2 separate regions of the Mus musculus genome follow, and region 1 is linked to region 2. The links are chromatin contacts, found by Hi-C or POLR2A ChIA-PET in ENCODE. All regions are on one chromosome and are shown on one strand. The core of a region is the stretch at or near the end of the contact, and the rest is flanking DNA. Distances in the headings are between cores, read along the strand shown. Region 1 holds the start of Tbc1d8 (TBC1 domain family, member 8). Region 2 holds the start of Rpl31 (ribosomal protein L31).

Evidence for each region. A loop is a pair of places that touch in the nucleus more often than their neighbours do. ChIA-PET counts read pairs that join two places held with the same protein, here RNA polymerase II (POLR2A).
Region 1: a map of heart shows a loop between it and region 2 (3-fold over the local background). The contact joins the promoter of Tbc1d8 here to the promoter of Rpl31 in region 2. A Hi-C loop is called at or near these places in 1 of 37 maps with a recorded cell type or tissue (heart). POLR2A ChIA-PET finds 5 or more read pairs at or near these places in 4 of 5 experiments (Patski and embryonic stem cell).

What each region holds. Positions count from the first base shown.
Region 1 is chr1:39,476,291-39,481,833 of GRCm38, reverse strand. Tbc1d8 (TBC1 domain family, member 8) reads left to right here and starts at 3,087. Exons shown (of 20, transcript NM_018775.4): 1 at 3,087-3,394. The coding sequence starts at 3,268.
Region 2 is chr1:39,362,998-39,369,112 of GRCm38, reverse strand. Rpl31 (ribosomal protein L31) reads right to left here and starts at 1,262. Exons shown (of 4, transcript NM_001252218.1): 1 at 858-1,262. The coding sequence starts at 964. Npas2 (neuronal PAS domain protein 2) reads right to left here. Exons shown (of 21, transcript NM_008719.2): 21 at 5,873-6,115.

The DNA.
Region 1 (5,543 bases), core at 1,838-4,337, 110 kb before region 2:
ACGCGTGTCTCTGTGGGTTTGTTCATGGGAGTGCAGTGCCTAGAGGCCAGAAGAGACTGCTGGATCCCTGGAGCTGTCTGAGTGCTGGCAACCAGACAGCAAGAACAGTAGTCTTGCTTCTAACCACTGAGCCACCTTTCCAGCCCCTACTTCTCTTGCTTTTAACATTTGACGGGGAAGCGCTAAATAATTGCAACCTGAGTGACTGTGGATGGGTCAGGAGATTTAACATTCAATCAGAACCACTGATAATTCACTGGGTGTGTGTAGCAGGTCCATCTGTTTTTTGCTGCTATCACAGAATACCACAGAGTGAATAATTTATAAAGACTAGAAATGTGCCTCACAGCTCTAGAGGCCAAGGCAGCCAGGAGCCTTTAGCCTTGACTTTGTGGCAAGCCTATGTGTTTTTTTTTTTTTTTTAAAGCTCTAGTCTAGCAAAAGGTGTTCTCTAGAGCTTTCTCAACCTGTTTCTCCAGCACCTGAAGATTCCATTTGTGCATCCCCATATCTTCAGCCCACGTCAATTTTCTGTGTCTGTTTTCCCATCTGTGAATCTCTAGGGCAGGTGTATAATAGTTTCCACCAAGATTAAAATATTCCATCCTGGGGCTGGTGAGATGGCTCAGTGGGTAAGAGCACCCGACTGCTCTTCCAAAGGTCCGGAGTTCAAATCCCAGCAACCACATGGTGGCTCACAACCATCCGTAACAAGATCTGACGCCCTCTTCTGGTGTGTCTGAAGACAGCTACAGTGTACTTACATATAATAAATAAATCTTTAAAAAAAAAATTCCATCCTACAGGGAAGCTCCTTAAGCAGGAAGGTAAACAAATAGCCTCAGGAAGGCCCTGAAACCGGCTAGAGTCACACCACCCGGTTCCACCCCCACCCCCACCCCCCACCCCTGCCAGCTACCCTTTCCTGCCAGAGTAACAATAAAAGCCAAGAGTCCCTCTCAGATGCAGTAGAGCAAGGCCACAAAGAAGACTCTTAAGCCCAGACCAGCTAGTTCCCTGGAAGAAGCAAAAACCAGCCAGCCCATCTGCCTGGAAGAGTGTAGACCAACCGAGGTACCTAGAAAGGACACTCTCCTGCCCTCAGGCTGTGCACTGTGTTTCTGGTTCCCAGCTTTGTGAGCTGTCACTCATGCTGGTGTGGGTTTTGGTGAGGCAGCTGTCTTTGAGTCATTTCTGGTCTTGTAAGTCACCTCTCACCCATATTCCTGTAAGTAACCCCAAGAAAACTCATTGGTTGACCAGGTTGGACTTTGGTGGCGTCCACACTTTGGTCTGTCATGGGATCGGTATCTGAGGTGAGTAGACATGTGTGTTGCATTTTCCCAGGAAATATCTTGTTACACAAAAGCACTAATATCCAATTCACCTCTATGGTTCTGGCCCGAAGTGCTTCAGAGAGCAAAGGGTGCCTGGGAATGTTTCGTGAAGGAATCTTTTCTTGCCACCCATCCCTGACTCCTCTGACTCTGGTGTGGCTCCAAGCCTGTGATTGTGGCTTATAAACTTCTGTTTTCTTGAGAAGATGGTTGCCTGTGGCTGGCCAGTGTACCAGCTTTCTCAATATCTCTCTTTCTTCTTCTTCTTCTTCTTCTTCTTCTTCTTCTTCTTCTTCTTCTTCTTCTTCTTCCTCTTCTTTCTCTCTGTATTTTTTGATTGGTCTGCAGAGAAATGGGCTTACTTCGTGGTGACATTTGTATACAACATGGCTCTAAAACTTGCTTATTTTCCCCTCCACCGTCCTCCCCATCCCCCAACCTCCCGTCTCACTTTGCTTTCTACAGGGCTACTGTCTGTTGGATCTGACCAGTTTCTGATCCTCCCCCAGGACAGCTTCTACTTTCCAGTTCTGTCCTACTTAACAACCACATTTTGTCCTTTTGTCAAAACCCAGGGACTAAGGGAACCTTTCCCCTCCCTTTGGCTAAGATATCCGATCTAACCACCTCCCCACAGAGAACACGTGGATCCCTTTCCCTCGGCCTTTTTCAAGGACAGCTAACATGTCTACTCTAGCCTAGAGAAAATATTTATTTAAAACCCTGTACTCACATGCCCCGTGGCTTCTCGTTACTATTACCTGCTCCCATGTTCTAGTGGGTTTGTTTTTTTCTTTAATGTTTTCTCAGAATAGACACAAGAGCCTTATTTTTTTCCGGAGAGGACCTGCAGGGGTGAGTCTCATAGTGGTGCCTTCTAGGTCCTATGTCTCTGTAAGACATTCAGTGTTCAGTATGGTCTGCTGCTGGACTCAGGTTTCTGCGTTGCCACCTCTCCTATAGCTTCAGTTGTATCCTTACAAAAGCATGAAAAAATATTCTGTAAGAGAAATAATAAGTGGGGGATGTCAAGAATGACTCCTGCTGCCAGGCCTGATGACCTGAGTTGGATTCCCAGGGTCCACATAATGGAAGCCAAGACTGACTCCTCAAAGTTGTCTTCTGACTTCCACGCGCCAAACTGTCTCTCGTGACCACCCCCTCCAATAAATAAAATGTAATAAAGAAGAAATGTAAATGTTTGAATTAACGGAAAGCAATTTCTCTGACCCTCTCCTTGCTGTATATATGGACTAAAATATGTAGCATTCTGTGTTAATTTAAAAAAAAAATGAAGAGCGCAGCATTAAAAAAAAATCCAGATACAATTGTCTCCAATTTTCAGTGTTAGCTTTTGGTTATTTGAAACTTGAACACACTCCAGTTTACTGGCGTGCATTGTGCTCTTTAAGGTTAAGACTCTGGGTTGGGCAACCTGCAGCTTGGATAACAAGATGTCTTTTCCCCCTAGGTCCTTCCTCCAGCTTTTAAACAAGGAGCGTGGAGACAACTTGCGCAGTTGCTCGCTTCCTACCGGGAAGGAGGGAATTCGAGACTCGTCCGGGACTAGAGGGAGGAGACCTGGCAGTGGCTCCGATTTCCTCCCGCCACTCCGGAACCCTGGCCGGGAGCCGCAGAGACTAGGAAACCAGGGAGGCGCCACTGGAGCCTCGGGGAGGGTGGAGGGCGTGGCTTCGGGGGTGGGCGGGACCGCGGCTGGTGGGCAGGGTCTAGCCGGGGCGGGGCCACGGCAGGCAGCGCGGGGTGAGCCCGGCGAGCTGTGGTCTCCGCGCTCCGGGGCTCGGCAGGCGCTCCCGCTTCTGTCTCCGCGCGCAGTTCCCGCCGCCTCCTTCCAAGCGGGCTCGGCCCGGTGCGGCCGGCTGCTGGGGCGATGTGAACCGGGACCCGCAGGCGCGGCAGGTTCGCCGCGATGTGGCTCAAGCCCGAGGAGGTGCTGCTCAAGAACGCGCTGAAGCTCTGGGTGACCCAGAAGAGCAGCTGCTACTTCGTCTTGCAGCGGCGCCGCGGGCACGGCGAGGGGGGCGGCCGCCTCACCGGTAAGGGGCGCGCGCGGCGGCCCGGCCCGGCCTCTGTCCCTGCCGCCCGGCCGCGTCGCAGGTGGTGTCTCGGTGGCAGCCGACGAGGCCAGGACGGCCCTGCCTATGGCTTGTTTTCCTTTTTCCTGCGTTTCTCACGCGAGCTCCGGTCGGGCTTGGAGCTCAGGGACCCACGGGCCGAGAGAGGCAGGTGCATCTGGTGTGACCTGGCTCGCGAACGCTGGAGACGCAGCTTCTAGAGCTTGCCCCAAGGCAGCGAGATCGGGGCGCCCTAGGGCCCCGCCAGGTGACAGAAGGGTGCGCCCAGGCAGGCCCGGACTTGGCCATCTGGACGCAGCTGTGGCTCCAGGTGGTGTTGCAGCTGCGGACTTCAGGCCAGATCATCGGGAGGTTCTAGAGATCCAGGACTTTCTGGCCCAGGAGGCGGGGGCTGTCTTCGCTTCGAGGGGAAACTGAGGCACTATAGTTGCGTAGCGAAGTTAAGCATGCCGCTTTTGTTTCTCCTTTCAATGTCTTCTGTGGAACGATAGGACAAAAATACGATAGGCTTTGAAGTTGTCTCCAAGCAAGGCATTTTCCCCTTCTAAAAGTTATGGCTCAAAGCTGTTAAGAGATTGGGATCAGCTCGCGTTATTAGCTAGAGCACCTGCTCAATCAGGGAAGGGGAATTGTCGTGTTTTGCCTAGGGGGTTGGAATGATTCCTTTGGTTAAGGAGCCACCTCTGGTAAAAGGGACTTCAGATGATGGTCCTTTCATAACCTTCTACTGAATGTCGCTGAGGGGGTCAACAGACCTAAACGGTGCGCTCGGGTTAATTGCTGGTGACTGTCTGCACCTGGGCCAGTCTGGAGACGGCCCTTTGGGAGCAGAGTCTGGTTGGAGAAATGAGGAATATGCTTCTACCTAAAATCATGTATTTTAGCTTCAGGAAAAGCTAGCAGGTGTAGGGTGGGGTCAGGGTCCACGATGACAACCGAGACTCTCCTGAGAATTCAGTAGTGGGTAGGAGACCACAGGATTCTGGTTGAAAGGGTTAGTAGACAGTGGAACGTTCTGGGCAGCTGAGTGGCCACGAACCCCCCTGAACAGGGACAACTTGTGCAGCAGGTGGGCTTCGTGGGGGTGGGGGGAGAGTTACAGTAGAAGGAAGGGGGCCTTTGAGCCCTTTGTGAGGCCCTGGGTAGCACCATGGAATTTAGTGTTGGACTGGAGAACAAGAACTTGGTAGCATCCTGCAAAGCTCAGTAGAGGCCAAGTGGCCTGAGAGGGCTGTGTATGTACAACACTGGAGACGGTGGCTTAATTGATGGTGGATTAAGTAGAGTATCTGGTGTATTAGTCATCTGTTGCAGAGGGTGACGGTAGGACAGGAGACTTGTAAACTGGGAAATAGGGAAACAGTTTGTCCCCCCCAGACACTTTTGCTGCTGCCCACCCACCCACTTAATCCACTGAGCCTCTGGGGTGTTTGATGGGCTTACTGCCTTGGGAAGGAATCAGTGGGACAGGTAAGTCAGGGCCTGCAGTCTTCAGATTATTCTCCATCCAGCAGGATCCAGATGTGGAGGGCGGAGCTGCCTATCAGTGCTTCGTGAGCTTCAGAGAGTTTATGACTCAGATGTACAGAGATCATTTGTATACGAGTTCAGTGGTGTGTTGTGATAGCCATGGCTTTGGACTTCTCTGGTGTTTCCTTTGTCTCCATCCTGTGAATATGTGGAAACTTCTCTCTTCTCTTGGAGACACAGGTTACAATGTATAATCCAGGCTGGCCACAAATTCTTGTTCCTGTTGCCACAGGCACATGCCACCATGCAAAAAGAGAAATGGAAACAAGGAGAAAGCCTATGGAGAGAAGATACTTTGTTTCTTAGATGCCCTTTGCAGTGTGACTGTTGACCTTTGAACATTTATTGAGCAACCCCACTTCGGGTACTCCCCTTGAGCTGGTCTCCACTCAGCCACACAGGACTGCCACCCAGCAGCTCTGGTCTGGCAATTGTTGGAAAATATGGAAATGCAGTGGGCAGATAATAGCAGTGTGAGAGTTTATGGATGATATTATGTTTAAAGGAAATAATAGGGGCTGAAATGATGAGAGTTGAGGCTGGTTCTAGACTTCTTTTTGCAGAGAAACCAGTAGACTGG
Region 2 (6,115 bases), core at 13-2,512:
AATGAAGGAGGCTAGAGATTCTCACATAGGGCCTTATCAACAAAATACAAAAGGCCTGGGGGGGGGGTACGACTCGCTTCTACAATGCTCTATTCAAGGCTGCTTTTAAAGAGTACCTTTCACCTGAGAGCGACTCTTCCTTCCACATACTGGGCAACACCCACACCACCTTTAACTTGTGGCCTACTTTCACTTTGTCACAGGCCTAAATAGTGCTTCATAGTGCTTAATATGCCCAACCATAGAGGAAGGAACGTGGCCGACCACCAGCAGTATTCATACCGGGCAAAGACCTTGGGGCAACCCACTAGGTGCAGACACACATTTCAACCCGGCAAAATCTCTCCGAAAATACTAAACCATCAAGTCCAAGAACTCAAGCTCTAGGGCTGGAACGCAAATGCAGATAGGTCGTGTACAAATAAGGACCGCAATCACTCTCTGTAACCGCCACTTTACTACAACTTGCCCCGAATTTGCACAAATCTGTATAATCGGACGACGAAAAAAAAAATCGTATTTCGCACTTGAGGTAGTAACCGGCCACTTTCCTGCAGCGTACAAGTCACTGACTTTCCTTTTACACGTCCGGATTACCAGAACTCACGTTTTAGCACCACCAACCTTCCCCAAGTCTAACCGCTCCCTCAAACTCCATCACAGCCTCCAGTCTCCATTTCCTAGCCGGTTGCCGTGCAAGCCAAACCCCGCACACCTTCCACGTACACACAACCACACCGGAATAAACCCGCTTGCCCTCTAGAGCACCCAGTCTGTAAGCAAGGCTCGCGGGTGACAGCCCAGCCCGGCCGGAGCCCGAAGGGGGTCGCGGGCCACACCGCCCGCCCGGTACTCACACTCCATGGATGCGCTTGTGAATGTTGATGGTGTATTCTCGGGTCACCACCTCGTTGATGGCAGAACGGCCCTTCTTCTTCTCGCCACCCTTCTTTGCGGGAGCCATCTAGACGCAGGCGACAGGGAGGGAGGCTCTAAGCAGGTAGTGGGAAAGCCCAAGCCCGAGCTAAGGTGCACCCGTACCCCGCAGGCCGTCCTCCCACCGCCCCGGACCGCAGAGCCTCCGCGCGGCGCGGGACAAACCCCACCGAGCCTGCCCGTCCCGCGCCGGGCGCGGATGGCGCCGGATTTCAGAGCCGCGACCCCGCAGCCATACTCACTCTGCCGGGCCCAAGTAGGAAAGGAAGGGCGCGAGGGTTTGTGGGAGGGAAAGTCGCGTAGCCGTACAACTTCCGGGTCACGGGGAGGCGAGGAGGAAGAGGTGTGGCGAGGGAAGTTAGGAGTTAGGCTGGGGCGTAAATACAGCGCGCGTCAGGGGCGGAGCGAGCGGCATGGGGCGGACCCAGGGCGGGCCCAGGGCGGGGTCGATCTTGTCAGTCTTCTTGCAATCTGCCTTGAGCAGTGGAGGTGCGGGATGGGATTTAAATCCCAACCCGAACCCGGATTCGGAACGCCCGGCCGGGAGGGAAGATACTCCAGTTTTTCGGGTGCACTCGCTCACTCACTCTACGTTTGTTTAATCTATTAGATACTGTGCTTGGCGGAAGGTCCCCGGAATGACCGAGACGACAACAAAAGAATTTATTTTCCAAGTCGAAAATGCCCACGGAAATGCCAGGCACGTCCGTAGAAAATAGATCTCCGAATCTAAACATGTCCGAATAGCCTGTCTATTGGAGTTTCAGCAATGAGCAAGTTTCAGGATCTCACAGGCAAGAAGACAGGCAGGCAGAAACTCCACGATCTTACAAGGAACCTATGTCTCTGCCTCCTTTGGCTAAGGGATGCTGGGGCCTTTGGATTCCCCAAAGGTCAGACTTGGGGTGGACAGGCAACTGCTCTCTCTCTCTTAAGAAAATAGTGTCCACAGCCACGTGTGGTGGTGCACACCTGTGATCCCAGAACTTTGTGGGTTGAGTTAGGTGATCAGGAGTTCGAGATATCCTTGACTGTAGTGGGCTAAACACGCTTGACAATATCTGATGACTTCTCAGTGGGGCTAGGAGGAAAGGAGCAGACAGGCTCGGTTCTAGTTCTTAGAGAATCCAAACCAGAAGGGGTTCTATGGGAGTGCTGATTGGTACTGGGGTTGAGCTCAGAAAATTGCAACGCAATCTCCCAAGCAGAGCCACTCAAAAATAATTTAAAAGGAAGTCTGGAGCGATGCATTCAGGAGGCAGAGCAAGAGGATGCCAAATTAAGGACGGACTACACAGAGGCCAGTCTTGGCTACACAATGAGACTAGATCCAAGAGTAAGGGGAGGAGAGAGGGAAGGGGAGAGTAGAGACTGAGGGAGGGAGAGGGAGGAAGGGCTATAAAGAGAATATGAAAATGTGAATTTGGGATCTTTAGCAAGAAGACAGAGGAGCCCACTAGTCAGAGTGTGCTGACTTGAGCAAGAAATGATAATTAGTTATGGTTAATAAATAATGGTTAATTAGAAAAGCTGAGTTTATAAAAGGCTGTGAGTTCCTGACTTCATACTAAAAGTAAAACATGAATAATTTAAGGAGTCAATAAACTAGACATATCCGTCCACACATGATTAAGCTAAAAAATCAAAAAGGAAAAAAAATTCCCCTGCCTCATTTCTAATGAGCTTTTCTACAGAAAAGCAAGGCTATTTATCTCCATAATATGAAGTCCATCTGAGCACTAATAGCATTTCTCTAGATGACTCAGATTAGATTTTTTTCAGTATATTACTGGCTGACTTTGAGATCGTCAAGCTACAACATGAACAGAAATTAAAGCCATTTTATATCGCTAAATTTTTACTAGGACATTTTGGCAAGAGTGCAAAGTCATGACTAGGAACTGCTTCACTTCGCCAGGTGTGGTGGCACACACTTTTAATTCCACAGTGGGAGGCAGAGGCAGGTGGAGCTCTGTAAGTTGCAGAACAGCCTGATCTATATAGGGAGTTCCAAGCCAGCCAGAGCTACATAGTGATACCTTGTCTAACAATGACAACAATGTTGTTTGTACAAGGGGATTTTAGTTGTTAGAGACAGAAGGTGTTACAATTTTAGTTTGTTTGTAGTATCTTAAACTGAGGTCACATTCAATCTTGACTCTTGAGCCAAGACACTGTACTTTTCCAGACAGTATGATCATGGTTTTTCTGGGACACAGATGTAGTTACAGAATGACCTTTTAATAAGCAAAGATAATGAATGAAGAGGTCAGTGATTACAATTCCCATGATGCATGCATTTAGTGGAAAATTACACAATTATAGGTTTTTGAGCGAACCCAAATTTTGAACATGTGCACAATTCAGGCAGAGTTAAATTAAATTAGGAGCACAGCATACTCCACCCTCTTTTAATGACTTCCAGATAGACAGCCTTAGGAGAATGAATACACTGTGTCCATTAACAATCTTGTTCCACTTAGGAGTCTAACCATCAATTAAAGTATGACTACAATTAAACTATAAGTTTGTTTCCAGAAAAACCCAATCTCTAACCCTTAGACAATGCTAGGGTAAGAGAAAAAAATAGGTCAGAGTTCCATACAGACTTCATGTTTTTAGGGTTCATTTCAAGTTCTTTCCAAATGTTCCTCTTGGTGAATGAAAAATATTTCCTGCCCACTCCACCCCCACCCTCAGGATAGAGCAATCAAGGGTACATATCTATAGCAACCTCATGGTATCCAAAATGGATCCTAGCTAGAGAACCAAGAAGGAGCCATCATCATTTTACAGAAGAGGAGAAATTACAGACCTGTCTATCTTAATAGAGCCCTAGAAGGAACTTTAGCTTCATGCAGCCAGCATCTAGGTGGCTCCTAAACCATGAGCTCCTAAAGTGGGTAGTTTTCAGAGGCAGCTTAGCACCCTGGGACATGCATCTGCACGGAGTTCCGTGCACAACCTTCTCCAAACAAAGTGGCTAGTCAATTCTTATACCCTCAACTAACTCCCTAGCAACCTCTGGTGACTCCCCTTTTGTGGTTGAACTTGCTGGAACATATCTTAGAACTGCAGGCCGGGCAGTGGTGGTGCACACCTTTAGTCCCAGCACTTGGGAGGCAGAGGCAGGTGGATTTCTGAGTTCAAGGCCAGCCTGGTCTACAGAGTGAGTTCCAGGACAGCCAGGGCTACACAGAGAAACCCTGTCTCGAAAGAAAAAAAAAAAAAAAGAACTGCAGGAGGTGAGCCCAACTCAGCCTGGGCTGGTCTTCAGTATATGGGCAGTAAGGCAGCCTGTGTCCATTGAGTGAACTTTTGGGGGGGGTGGGGGTGGGAATCTCCTATTTACCAACCATGCCTGGGCATGATTGGACATGCATATGAGTAAGATGAAACATATCATGATAAAGAACATGTTGAATGAACAAAGGGTTACATAACCCAAGCCCTTCAATGGAATCACAGAATCACCTACATCTCATCCTTGGCAACTAACCCCTCCTCCTCCTGGTCCCATAAGAGGAAGCTTTGCACAATAAACAGGGTTTCTCTGTATAGCCCTGGCTGTCCTGGAACTCACTTTGTAGACAAGGTTGGCCTCGAACTAAGAAATCCTCCTGCCTCTGTTTCCCAAGTGCTGGGATTAAAGGCATGTGCCACCACGCCCGGCTAACCCAGGGCAATCTTGCTTGGAGCTTACTGCTTTCATAGCAATGCATCCAGTCTGGATGTTTACTCTATTTTTTGAATTAGACCCTTGCTAATTCACTATTTGTGTATACTTCTTTCAATTGTTTGAACAAGAGAACAAGAACTTAGAAGCACTCAGTCGAGACCGCCAGGACCTCTGGCGCACCCTCATTTTAGTATGCTGACCATCATGAACAAGGTGGCTGAAGCTGACTGAGACCTAGACATCCCGCTGTGCTGCATATGTGTGCACATATCACACACAGGCACACCTACCTTGCTGGTATCATTGGTCTTCATGCTGGTAGTGGGAGTCCTTCGGATCTGTCCTGATTGAAAGCAATTGCAAACAATGAATGGATGCTTTGGTGGGGAGCGTCTCCATCATTTCTGCAGGCTACCTATGTCTACAAGATTGAGATGTTCCCAGCAACTTTTTCCTGTTATTATTTTGTCATCATTTCTTCAACAAAGCATTGCTTTTCTGTCACAAGCTTTAAGCCTTAGGGAACTGGCAGAATAATGCAGTTCAAAAAATTCCATTTGTCGAGCAGTGGTGGCGCACGCCTCCCCCCACCACCCCCCCCCTCCGGTTTTTCGAGACAGGCTTTCTCTGGTGCACGCCTTTAGTACCAGCACGGGGGAGTCAGAGGCAGGCGAATTTCTGAGTTCAAGGCCAGTCTGGTCCACAGAGTGAGTTCCAGGACAGCCAGGGCTATACAGTGAAACCCTGTCTCGGAAAAAAGAAAACAAACAAACAAACAAGCTTTCCATTCCAGTATTCCAGTTATTGTTTGAGCTTCTGCCATACTGAAGTTTGGGTCTTGCACGGCCCCCAAAGACCCATGTGCTGAAACCCTGGACCTCAGCTACTGGGTGTAGCCTGATAGAATGTGGAGCTGCTGGAACAAAGTTAGGCTGTTAGTGGTATTCCTTTATTGGCATCCCTGCCCCTTACTCTTTCTTTGCTTCCTGATAGTCCTGAAATGAGCAGACCTTTTCTGCCATGAACTCATTCGATGACGTTGGAGGCAACCACAGGCCCAGAGCAACAGTGCCACGTGACCATGTGAACTCTCTGGAACTCTGAGCCCGTTTCTCTGACTTCTCCGCCGCACTTACTTTATCACAGCAACGGAAAACAGACTAAGGACTTTACCTCTGAAGTTTTCAACAGCTCAAAAAATGTTAAGGTTTCCCAGAAAAGAGATATATGTGTCGATGTACAACAAGGGACCAAGGAAATTGTACAAACTTGTTAATTTATTACAAAATGTTCACTCACAGAAAAACACAAGGAAACCTTTATACTTTCATATGTGGGAATGGAACTGGTATCTCAGATACAAAATAATTTACACATAATCCGTACAATTTTATTTTTTTATAGAAATAGGTCATTATTACAACAGCTGTACAATTCACTACACTTCCTCTTATAATTATATAAAATCTTCTCTTTAGAAATACCTCGACATAACAAAAC